2 separate regions of the Homo sapiens genome follow, and region 1 is linked to region 2. The links are chromatin loops, found by intact Hi-C in ENCODE. Cell type or tissue: PC-3. All regions are shown on one strand. Each heading gives the region's core, and the rest is flanking DNA. Links, peaks and the distances in the headings are about the cores only. Region 1 overlaps LINC01269 (long intergenic non-protein coding RNA 1269). Region 2 overlaps MAP3K9-DT (MAP3K9 divergent transcript).

The links. Peaks named below come from ENCODE experiments on the same cell type or tissue, not always from the same donor. Only the 100,000 strongest peaks of a DNase experiment are listed, where the experiment ranks them.
Region 1: it touches region 2 in a loop (8-fold over the local background); 30 of 110 quality-filtered maps call a loop at or near these places.

Annotation. Positions count from the first base shown.
Region 1 is chr14:70,711,826-70,717,207 of GRCh38, reverse strand. It overlaps LINC01269 (long intergenic non-protein coding RNA 1269), which reads right to left. Exons shown (of 4, transcript NR_125769.1): 4 at 5,055-5,198. Among named protein-coding and RNA genes, the nearest start is that of LINC01269, 16 kb to the right of the region's middle. In PC-3, for the core only: CTCF peaks have their summits at 2,774 and 2,973 (motif pointing right); a DNase peak (open chromatin) is centred at 3,017; H3K27ac peaks cover 516 bases.
Region 2 is chr14:70,814,707-70,820,088 of GRCh38, reverse strand. MAP3K9-DT (MAP3K9 divergent transcript) reads right to left here. Exons shown (of 2, transcript NR_184164.1): 2 at 4,041-4,978. Among named protein-coding and RNA genes, the nearest start is that of MAP3K9, 7.9 kb to the right of the region's middle. RefSeq lists an enhancer at 2,063-2,357. In PC-3, for the core only: CTCF peaks have their summits at 2,019 and 2,222; a DNase peak (open chromatin) is centred at 2,248; H3K27ac peaks cover 724 bases.

The DNA.
Region 1 (5,382 bases), core at 76-5,075, 100 kb after region 2:
GGGGATTGGATTTTATCCTCTGCCAGCTCACTTATCTTAAATTCCTTATCTCACAGAGCACTTTGTTCTTGCAGCCTTTTCTTTGTGATAAGCACTAGTGTTAGGCAATAACTGGTAGGGAAAAAAAGATTAATTTTTACATAGGTGGGAGATGAAGAGGGTGCTTCCAGCTGGGTTCTGCCTGTGCTATTTAGTTTGCCCTGGGGTGAGGAAAAAAATGTGTCTCTCAGGACACATTCTATGCAGAATCAGAAAAGGAAATGGAAAATAACATGTGGGGTGAGAGGTTTAGGAGATAAATTTCAGGCATAGGGGATCTTTTCTATGCTCCTATCTCTGAGCAAATGATATTAAAGTCAGAATATAACAGCCCCTCCCTCCTTCCTCCTACAACCCATCTTGGGAGTTTTGTCCCAGTAATGTAACAGTTTTCAATGTTTGGCCCGTCGATCCCTGGAGATAGGGGAGGTCAAAACTATTTTCACAATAACACTAAACTGTTGTTTATCTTTTTCACTGTGTTGACATTTGCACCGAAAAGCACGGCAGGTCAAACTCCTGGCATCTTGGGACAGGCAGAGACAGCAAATGGGACAGCACTCCTTGTATTCTCCATCACCAGGCGCTTGAAGTAATGGGAATGCCAGTTTCACTTAAGAATGCCCTTGATAAAGCAATAGTTACTTAGTAACATTACTATGTTAATTAAATCCTGACTCTTGCTTAACTATATCTTTTTAACATTCTCTGAGATGAAATGTGAAGTCACATCGTCACATCAAGTATTTCTGCTGTGTATTGAACTACAAGTTTGCCTGGAGGAAAAGCACATATGTGATTGAGTTGCGAGCTGAACTAGCTGCCTTTTTTTTTCTTTTTCTTTTTCTTTTTCTTTTTCTTTTTTTTTTTTTTTTGAGACGGAGTGTCTCCCTCTGTCACCCGGCTGGAGTGCAGTGGTGTGATCTTGGCTCACTGCAAGCTCTGCCTCCTGGGTTCAAGCGATTCTCGTGCTTCAGCCTCCCAAGTAGCTGGGATTAGAGGCACGTGCCACCACACCTAGCTAATTTTTGTATTTTTAGTAGAGATGGGGTTTCACCATGTTGGCCAGGATGGTCTCGATCTCCTGACCTCGTGATCAGCTCACCTTGGCCTCCCAAAATGCTGGGATTACAGGCGTGAGCTACCGTGCCCGGCCTTTTTTTTTTTCTTTTTTAAATGAAACACTGTTTTTACTTGAAAGGATAATTGTCAAGCAAACTATGGTTATTCAGGATTGAGTATTTCACAGATATTTTCTTGCAAGTGAACAAAGTTAGCCTGTCACTTCACTGAAAACAACTGTATTTGTTGCCAACGATGAAATTCAAGCTTTCAATTGAAAATTAGAATTTTGGAAAATTTTTGTCTATCATGAACTTGACCCTTCCCTTCCCTTCCCTTTCTCCCCTTTTCCTCTCTTTTTCTTCCCTTTTTCCTCCCCTCCTTTCTTCCTCCCTGATAGGATCTTACCCTGTCACCCAGGCTGGAGTATAGTGGCATGATCAGGACTCACTGCAGCCTTGACCTCCTGAGCTGAAGCAATCCTCCTGTCTGAGCCTCCGAAGTAGCTGGGACTACAGGGACTGCAGGCACACGCCACCACACCCGACTAATTTTTCTTTTTCTTTTCTACTTCTTTTTTTTTTTTTGGTAGAGACGGGATCTTGCTAAGCTGGTCTGGAACTCCTGGAGTCAAGAAATCCACCTGCCTCAGCCTCCCCTGCTGGGATTACAGGCATGAGCCCTCACCATACCTGGCTTTGGCAGTTTCTTGGTACCTAAAGACTTTTTTAGGAAATTGGTAACAGTATCAGTCAATGTGATTTTTTGATGTCATATAATGAAATGTGTCAACACTGAAGATCTGTATAACTCGAGGAAGCAATATTTCCCAAATGGCAGTGAATGAGATTACAAAATCATGCATGCAAAAATGCATTCAAAGTCGAAGATAGAACAGCAGGTTTTAACATAACAGTACCAAAAGTTCATGGATGTGGTTTCAGATTCTCCATTCCAGCTAACTTTTAAGAAACCATAACTTGTGGAGTTTTGGAATAATATCAAAGAAGAATACCCACAATGATCTTAAAAGGCTATTAAAATACTCACTTCTTTTCCAACTACATATCTGTGTGAGGCCAGATTTTCTTCATATGTTTCAACTAAAACAAGATATTGGAACAGATTGAACACAGAAGCAGATATGAAAATTTAGGTGTCTTTTAAGTCAGACATTAAAGAGATGTGCAAAAATGTAAAATAATGCCACTCTTCCTAAATTTGTTTTTGTTTTGGAAAATACAGATTTTTTTATTAAAATTTGTTATTTATGTTAAACATTTATTACTGTTATTTTTAAATGGATCAATAAATGTTTTCCAAAAGTTTTCAGTTTCATTTTTCTTTTTTTCTTTTTAGAGATGGAGTCTTGCTCTGTCGCCCAGGCTGGAGTATAGTGGCACAATATCAGCTCACTGCAACTTCTGCCTCCTGGGTTCCGGCGATTCTCCTGGATTGAATGCATTTTGAATGCATGATTTTGTAATCTCATTCACGGCCATTTGGGAAATATTGCTTCCTTGAGTTATACAGATCTTCAATGTTGACACATTTCATTATATGACATCATTTCATTATATGACATCCATTGATTCTCCTGCCTCAGCCTCCCGAATAGCTGGGATTACAGGTGCCTGCCACCGTGCCCCACTAATTTTTGTATTTTTAGGAGAGACAGGGTTTCACCATGTTGGCCAGGTTGGTCTGGAACTCCTGACCTCAAGTGATCCGCCCACCTTGGCCTCCCAAAAATGCTGGGATTACAGGCGTCAGCCACCGTGCCTGGCCAGTTTCATTTTTGAATAGGATAACTGTGATAGATATGACACATACTCAGGTGCTCTTTGGGGTCTTCAATCTTTTTTTTTTTTTTTTAAAGGGTACTGAAACATTTGAAACACCACCAGATGGCGCTGATGAGACCAAAGAACAGATTTTGTGTGCGTGAGAAAGGAAAAGATGGAGAGAGAGAGGGAAAATATGAAAGTGGGATCATAGTAGTGAGTTTTATGATGTGAAATTTCCCAATGGCAGTGATATTTGTAGTCGCTATAGGGAAAAAGTGACAGGCTTGGGAACCTAATCAATAGGTTTCTACAATCTAAATTAGATGAGTAGATTTATGCCAAATAATATGTTGGGCCTTTTTTTTTTTTAACTTCCTCTAACAAAAGCTAAGCACATTCCTTGGAGGAGTTCCCTGCAGCCTCAGAAACTCAGCAGATTAAACTGAAAGGGTTCAGTCTTTTCCATTTTGTGTTGCTAATAAGATAACATGAATCTCTGAGGCTTAAAGGTGAAATTTAGGCAGAGTCATTCCAGGAAGGAGTGTACTATAGAAACCTCACAGCCTGCAGCTTATCCTCATGGGTCCTTGGAAGCCCTAAGTGGGGAGGAGGAAGTTGGAGTGGAGGCTGCTGAGGTGGGGACGGGAGAGGCTGCCTCTGAGATAGAGTTAGCTGGGTCTCTGGGTGACAAAATTGTATAAACGGCAGAGCTTTGTGTGAGGAACTATAAACAGGCATGGGAAAACTTGGAGCCAAATTTATTTTTCTTTCAAGGGCTGTCGGAAATAGCTGACAAAGGCCAGAATTCTTTTCCAGAGCTGAAGTTTTTATTGGCAATGCTCTTTTAAGGGCCACTAATAAGAAGAAAAGCAAGAGTCTGACCTGAAGGTTGGCTTCATAAGTGGGTTTATGAGCTGCTGAAGAAGTGGGTGCAGTGGGGTATCAACCCTCCCTCCCCTGCAGGCTGGGGGGGTACTCACATATTCACAAACACTTTTGGGAAACCCACTATGTCTGCACTACGCACTATGCAAGGTGCTGGAGCTACAGCGGAGACTGAACTAGACATGGTCCCTACCCTCAAGAGGACTTGTTTGACAAAACAAAGTCAATACTGAAGAAATCTAAACATTTTCATGCCAATGCCCCCACCCCCTACCCTGCCCCACAACTGAGTTTTAAAGTGTTTTCCTAGTCCACTCGGCTCATTCTCCGGTAAAACATAATCAGTGCAACTGGCCCAGTCAAATGGCAGGTTTTCCACATGAAGATGAGAGTCAGCATGATACTGAAAGGGGCTCAGAAGGGCAGGGGTGCTGCTTCACCTTGACTGCCTTTTCTTCTTGCCCTTCCCCCTTCCTGCCCTTCTTCTTCCTACAAATATTTATTGAGCATCTGCTAAGTGGTACATGTTGAGACAACAAAGTTGGACAAGACATACTTTGTCCATAGCCCGGTATGTGGAGCTTACATGTATGTAAATGACAATAAGAAGGGAATTGCAAATTGTGGTTAGAGGTATGAAGAGCATAGGGGATGGAAACCAATTTGAGATAAAGATGGTCAGATAAAGTCACTACAGGAAAGTGATTTTAAGTCAGGATTTCTTAACTTTGGCACTTCTGATATTTTGGGTCAGACAATTCTTTGCTATAGGGGACTATTCTGTGCATTGCAGAATGTTCAACAGCATCCCTGGCCTCTGACCGCTGGATGCCAGTAGCACCCCCTGACTTCCACTTATGACAACCAAAAATATCTCCCAACATTGCCAAATGTCTCTTAAAGGGCAACACTGCTCCCTTTTGAGAACCGCTAATTTAACCTGAGACTTAAAAATGATGAGCTCATCCAGAGAGGATTGCACTGAGGGTTTTATAGGCCACAGTAAAGAATTTGGGATTTATTCTAAGTAGAAGGCAATCAGCATTTTCCACTGGGGTGTCATTACCTACTGTGAATTTTGAAGAGATCATTCAGGCGGTGGAGTGGAGGATGGATTAACTGGAGTCATAGACAAAGTCACAGCAGTCATAGGTGGCTGTTGCAATTGTCCACCCAAACCCAAGAAATGATGGTGGCCTCAGTTGGGTGTTGATACTGGAGATGAGGAGAAGATTAATGTTCAACATTTTCAATGTTTCACATTTCCAAGAACATCCAGGTCTTGCCAATAGATTTGATGTGGAGATTCCATCCCTAAGAATACCCCCACAGTGTTCTCTTTGCTCCCTGAGTTCATGGTGCTCTGTCCCTCATGATTCTGCTTGATGGTGAGTATTTCTTAAGCAATGGTTCCTGCTCATAAACCTGGAAAGGTAGAGAAAGCAGCACTGATTAATGAATGAAGGCCAATCACGGCTAGATCCCAATACTTCACTTCCAACTTTCAAAGCCACTGATGAGGCAAAATCCACTCAGCATCCCCAATGTAGTTGAGGAATCTTGTGTTCCTCAGTAGGGATTAATGGAGGCATAGTTATCTGGAAGCTCA
Region 2 (5,382 bases), core at 197-5,196:
GACTCATGTCTCATGTCTGTGAGCAAAAGATTCACAGCCTTCAACTAGGAAAGGAATAGCCACTTAAAAGGTCTCCTTGAGTAGAAATCTGGAAAACCACGTTAAAGGAGAAAGTATTTTATTATTTGAGTCTGAATGTTTTCTAATCATTATTGCGCCCTTAGTCATTTTATAGAGTTAAGGTTCTCAGGGACTAGACTGTTGTCATTTAACAGTTCTTGAATGAACTCCAGATGATGTAATCAACTGCCCACTTGACATCTCCACTTGGGTATAGAACAGTGATCTCAAACTTATCATGTCTAACATTAAACTGGTGAGATTTGCCCCCAAACCAGCTTTTCCCACATTCTCCGTTAATGGCAACGCCAGCCTTCCAGTTGCTCAAACCAAAAACCTTGATGTCATCCTTGACTCCTCTCTTTCTTTTATTCCCTTTCTGATTCATCAGCAAACCTGGTTGGTCTACCCTCAAAATGTATTTCTAAATTCTGGCCACTTTTGACCATACCCATTGTCACCTCCCTTTTCTAATTTGCTGTTATCCCTTGACAGGCTTACTGAATAGTCCCTTCCTCTCACAGTCCCCGCACTTGCTTTCTGAAGCCTGTTGCAAACCCAGTAGCCAGAGTGATCTTGTTGAAAAGGCAGACCACACCACTCCTCTGCTCATTGAAATCATCGGTGTGGCAGGGCATGGTAGCTCACGTCTGTAATCCCAGTACTTTGGGAGGCCACAGCAGGAGAATTGCTTGAGCCCAGGGGTTCGAGACAGTCTGGGCAACATAGTGGGACCTTGTCTCTACAAAAAACAAAACAAAGCAAAACAACGACAACAACAAAAATTAGCTGGGTGTGATGGCGCATGCCTGTAGTCCCAGCTACTCAGGAGGCTAAGGTGGGAGAACCGCTTGAGCCCGGCAGGTTGAGGCTGTAATGGGCTGAGATCACGCCATTGCACTCCAGCCTGGGCAACAGAGTGAGACCTTGTCTCAGAAAAAAACAAAAACAAAAACAAAAACAAACCTCTTCAATAGCCTGTCTCATTTAAAGTAAAACCAAAGTCCTCCTTTGACCTGAAGGACCCCATGTGAACAGGCCACCCTACCTCTTATAGCTCTTACTACCCTTGAGTTTGCTATCTTTTCATGAATACACAGGCATTTTCCTGTCTTAGGGCCTTTGCACTACCATGCAGTTTGCCTGAATGCTCTTCCCCTGTATCTGTATGACTGGTTTCCTAAATTCTTTCAGGTGTTTTTACTCAAAAGTCACCTTGTTGGCCGGGTGCCATGGCTCACACCTGTAATCCCAGCACTTTGGGAGACCAAGGCAGGTGGATCACCTGAGGTCAGGAGTTCAGGACCAGCCTGGCCAACAAGGTGAAACCCTGTCTCTACTAAAAATACAAAAATTAGCTGGGCATGGTGGCATGTGCCTGTAGTCTCAGCTACGTGGTGGCTGAGGAAGGAAAATCACTTGAACTGGCAGGCAGAGGTTGCAGTGAGCTGAGATCATGACATTGCACTGCAGCCTGGGCCACAGAGTGAGACTCTATCTCAAAAAAAAAAAAAAAAAAGTCACCAGTCACCTTATCAAGGAGGTTTTCTCTGGCCACTCAGAAAAGTAGCCCCTCCTAACATTTCGTATCCCCCTTCCCTTTTATTTCTTCTTTGCATTTACCCCTCTCTAATCTGGTATTATATATTTTAGTTGCTTACTTTGTTTCCCCCATTAGAACATGAGCTTTATGAAGGGAAGAGATGAAGGGATTTTTGCAGGAAGGGATTTTTGTTTGCTGTGTTCACTATTTTATCTCTAGTGCCTTGAATGGTGCCTGACATGTAGTAGACACGTGTATAAATATTTGGTGAATAAACGAATGAGTAGAATAAAAAACGAAGGACCCCAAATTAGCGCAGACCTTTTAGCAAGTCACTTATCCTCTCTACACTTCAGTTTCTTTGAATGTGAAATTGAGTTTTGCATAAGACAGCTCCGTTTCCCTCCAGCTATGTGCAGACATCCCTGAGTTAACTTGAAAAGCTGGGAGCACAAAGGGTGAAGATTTGGGTTCAAGCCCCAGTAACATCACTTGCCTGAGTCTTAGTTTCCACACTTAGTTAGCCCACACAACAAATTGAAAGGGCTCCACCCAGCGACCGCGAAGGTTATTCTAGTTCTTAACTAGAAAAAGCGTAATTATAAAAGGAAGAAGGCGCCATACCCCTCAATACCACACGGCGGCGCAATGGTCCACCTTTGTCTCTAAGAGGGCACTGCTGTGCCAAGTCCGTTATGAAACAGCCACCACTACCGTGCAATGTGTTATTCAGACAACTGTGACGGTTGCTCATTCCTCAGATCTTATTGGTTTGTTTAAATAACAAAAATATTTAAATTGTTACTGTTTTAGATAAGAAGGCACAACTCTCAAAACCAAAACAGAGAGCTTACGTTTGAGTTCAGTCTTGCCAACGTGATTTAAAGACCAAGGTTTGCCGGGCGCTGTGGCTCACGCCTGTAATCCCAGCACTTTGGGAGGCCGAGGCGGGCAGATCAGCTGAGGTCAAGAGTTCGAGACCACATGGTGAAACCCCGTCTCTACTAAAAATAGAAAAATTAGCTGGGTGTGGTGGGTGGGCGCCTGTAATTCCAGCCACTCGGGAGGTTGAGGCAGGACAATCGCTTGAACCTGGGAAGGCGGAGGTTGCAGTGAGCGGAGATGGCGCCACTGCACTCCAGCCTGGGTGACAGTGTGAGCCTCCGTCTCAATAAATAAATAAATACAGACCAAAACGTTTGAAAAGCTAAAGTCTAAATCCGTGTCAGGTAAGGGGTGCCACAGCCATGCTAACTTAGTCCACATATGTGTCTGCACATAACCAAGAATTTCCCTCCATGAGGTATGAGGGGTGAGGAGTAAAGGGACTGTTTGGATTCCAAGACTTTTGTTTGCTTGGAAGAAGCCGTTAAAGCGTCTAGCAAATAAAAAAGACTGTGAACCTAAGCAAGCCGTTAAGTAACAGGAGTCATTGTCATTATTGTTACTTATTAGTAGTGTCATCCTCAGCTTCTGTTTTCCTTCCTCCACCATCTCTCCAACTAACAATAATGATTTTAGTTTGAATTTTGTATTTAAAAAGATAAAAGTGATTTTGTAGTTCTTTATTACAATTACACAAATATCACATGGTTATTTTTGCTGTAGGAAAAAGAAAAGTAAAATGAAGGTGACATAGTTTGGCCGTCTGTCCCCGCCCCAATCTCTTGTTGAATTGTAATCCCCAATGTGGGAGGTGGGGCCTGGTGGGAGGCGATTGGATCATGGGGGCGGATTTTTCATGCATGGTTTAGCACTATCCCCTTGGTGCTGTCTTCAGGATAGTGAGTTCTCATGAGATGTGATTGTTTAAAAGGGTGTGGCACCTCCCCCGTTACTCTCTCTCTTGTTACTGCTTTCGCCATGTGACGTACCTGCTCCTCGTTGCTTTATGCCAGGATTGGAAGCTTCCTGAGGCCTCCCTAAAATCAGATGCTGCCATGCTTCATGTAAAACTTGAAGAATCGCAAGCCAATTAAACCTCTTTCCTTTATAAATTACCTTTTCTCAGGTATTTCTTTTTTATTTTTATTTTTATTTTTTTTGAGACAGAGTCTTGGTCTGTTACCCAGGCTATCTCAGCTCACTGCAACCTCCGCCTCCTGGGTTCAAACGATTCTCCTGCCTCAGCCTCCCCAGCAGCTGGAACTACAGGCACGCACCACCTTACCTGGCTAATTTTTGTATTTTTAGTAGAGACGGGGTTTCACCATGTTGGCCAGGCTGGTCTCGAACTCCTGACCTCAGGTGATCCACCCGCCTTGGCCTCCCAAAGTGCCGGGATTATAGGCGTGAGCCACCGCGCCTGGCCAGGTATTTCTTCATAGCAATGCAAGAACAGCCTGACACAGAAGGCACTAAAAATTACCCATGCTCCACCACTTAGCTCAGAAATAGCTGTTAAGATTTTTATATTATCCACCCAACACATTTGTAATTATATTTTATAAGGATTTTTACTACTCTTTCATTTATCATTATACTGTACACATTTCCACATCATTAAAATTTTTCATAATTATCAACAATAACATGTTTTTTTATAACCTGTTTAAAATTGACAAAAAGTGTATATATTTATAGTATACAACATGATGTTTTGACATATGTATGCACTGTGGCGTGGTTAAATCAAGCTAATTACCATATGCTTTTCACATACTTATTTTTTTGTGTGGTGAGAACACTTAAAATCTACTACCTTAGCAATTTTAAAGTATAAAATATATTGTTAACTATATTGACCATGGTGTACAATAGATCTCTTGAACTTATTCCTTTTTTCTAACTGGTAACCATCATTTTCCTCTTTTTCTATGAGTTCAACTTTTTTAGATTCCACAAGATCTGTTCCATAAGAGAGTGAGAGTTCATGTGATATTTGTCCTTCTTTGTCTAACGTACTATTCTAATTAGAAAATCAGAATATTTTAATGGTAGAAAATATTAAATAGTATAGGACAAAGAAAAAAAATCACTCCTAATCTCATAATCTAGATTGGTGATAATTGCTGTTCACCTTTTGATATATTTCTTTCAATAATATTAATGCATATATATTTTTCACAAGATTAGGAATGTATTATATATATAGTTCTCTTAATTTTTCAAATTTATTTAAAAATTATTTGAAAATTACAACAGATAGATTTCTTTTTTTTTTCCACTTAACATGATTATTTTCCCAGTCATTTCATGTTCTTCAAAAACCCCGATGATAGGAATAATTTTCTCTTTCCTGAAATCTCTCTTCTTGTGATTGGATCTGTTTGAGGTCCTGGACGGAAAGGCTTGGACGAAGTCCTTGCAGACTCAGCATGGTTGTAAGCAGTATAATTTCAGAGGGCTGTCCCATGGGCTCACTCTGCAACCAGGCTGGATGAAGCAGAAATGATTTGACCTTCACTCCTTAATTAAAGGCTCTGATCATTGTTAAAATGCAACTTGCTCTCCAGAGATGCAACATTCTAAACAGCCACCCCCCCCATAGTTTATTGCTTTTCTGAACTGAGGTTTTCCTAAAAGAGGAAAGATTTCTTACCTTTTTGGTGGTTCAAGCTACATTAACTCATAATTCCTCATAGAGGAATTAAATACTATCAACTGTAATAACATTTACAATTTATTAAGCACTTATTATTATGTATTAGGCACTGCCAGGAGGACCTCTTACTTCATCTAACCTTCACAGCAACCCCATTTTATACAATCTCATGTTACCAACAATGAAACAGAGGCTCAGAGAGGTGAAAGGCCTCCCACAGTCATGACAAGTTGAT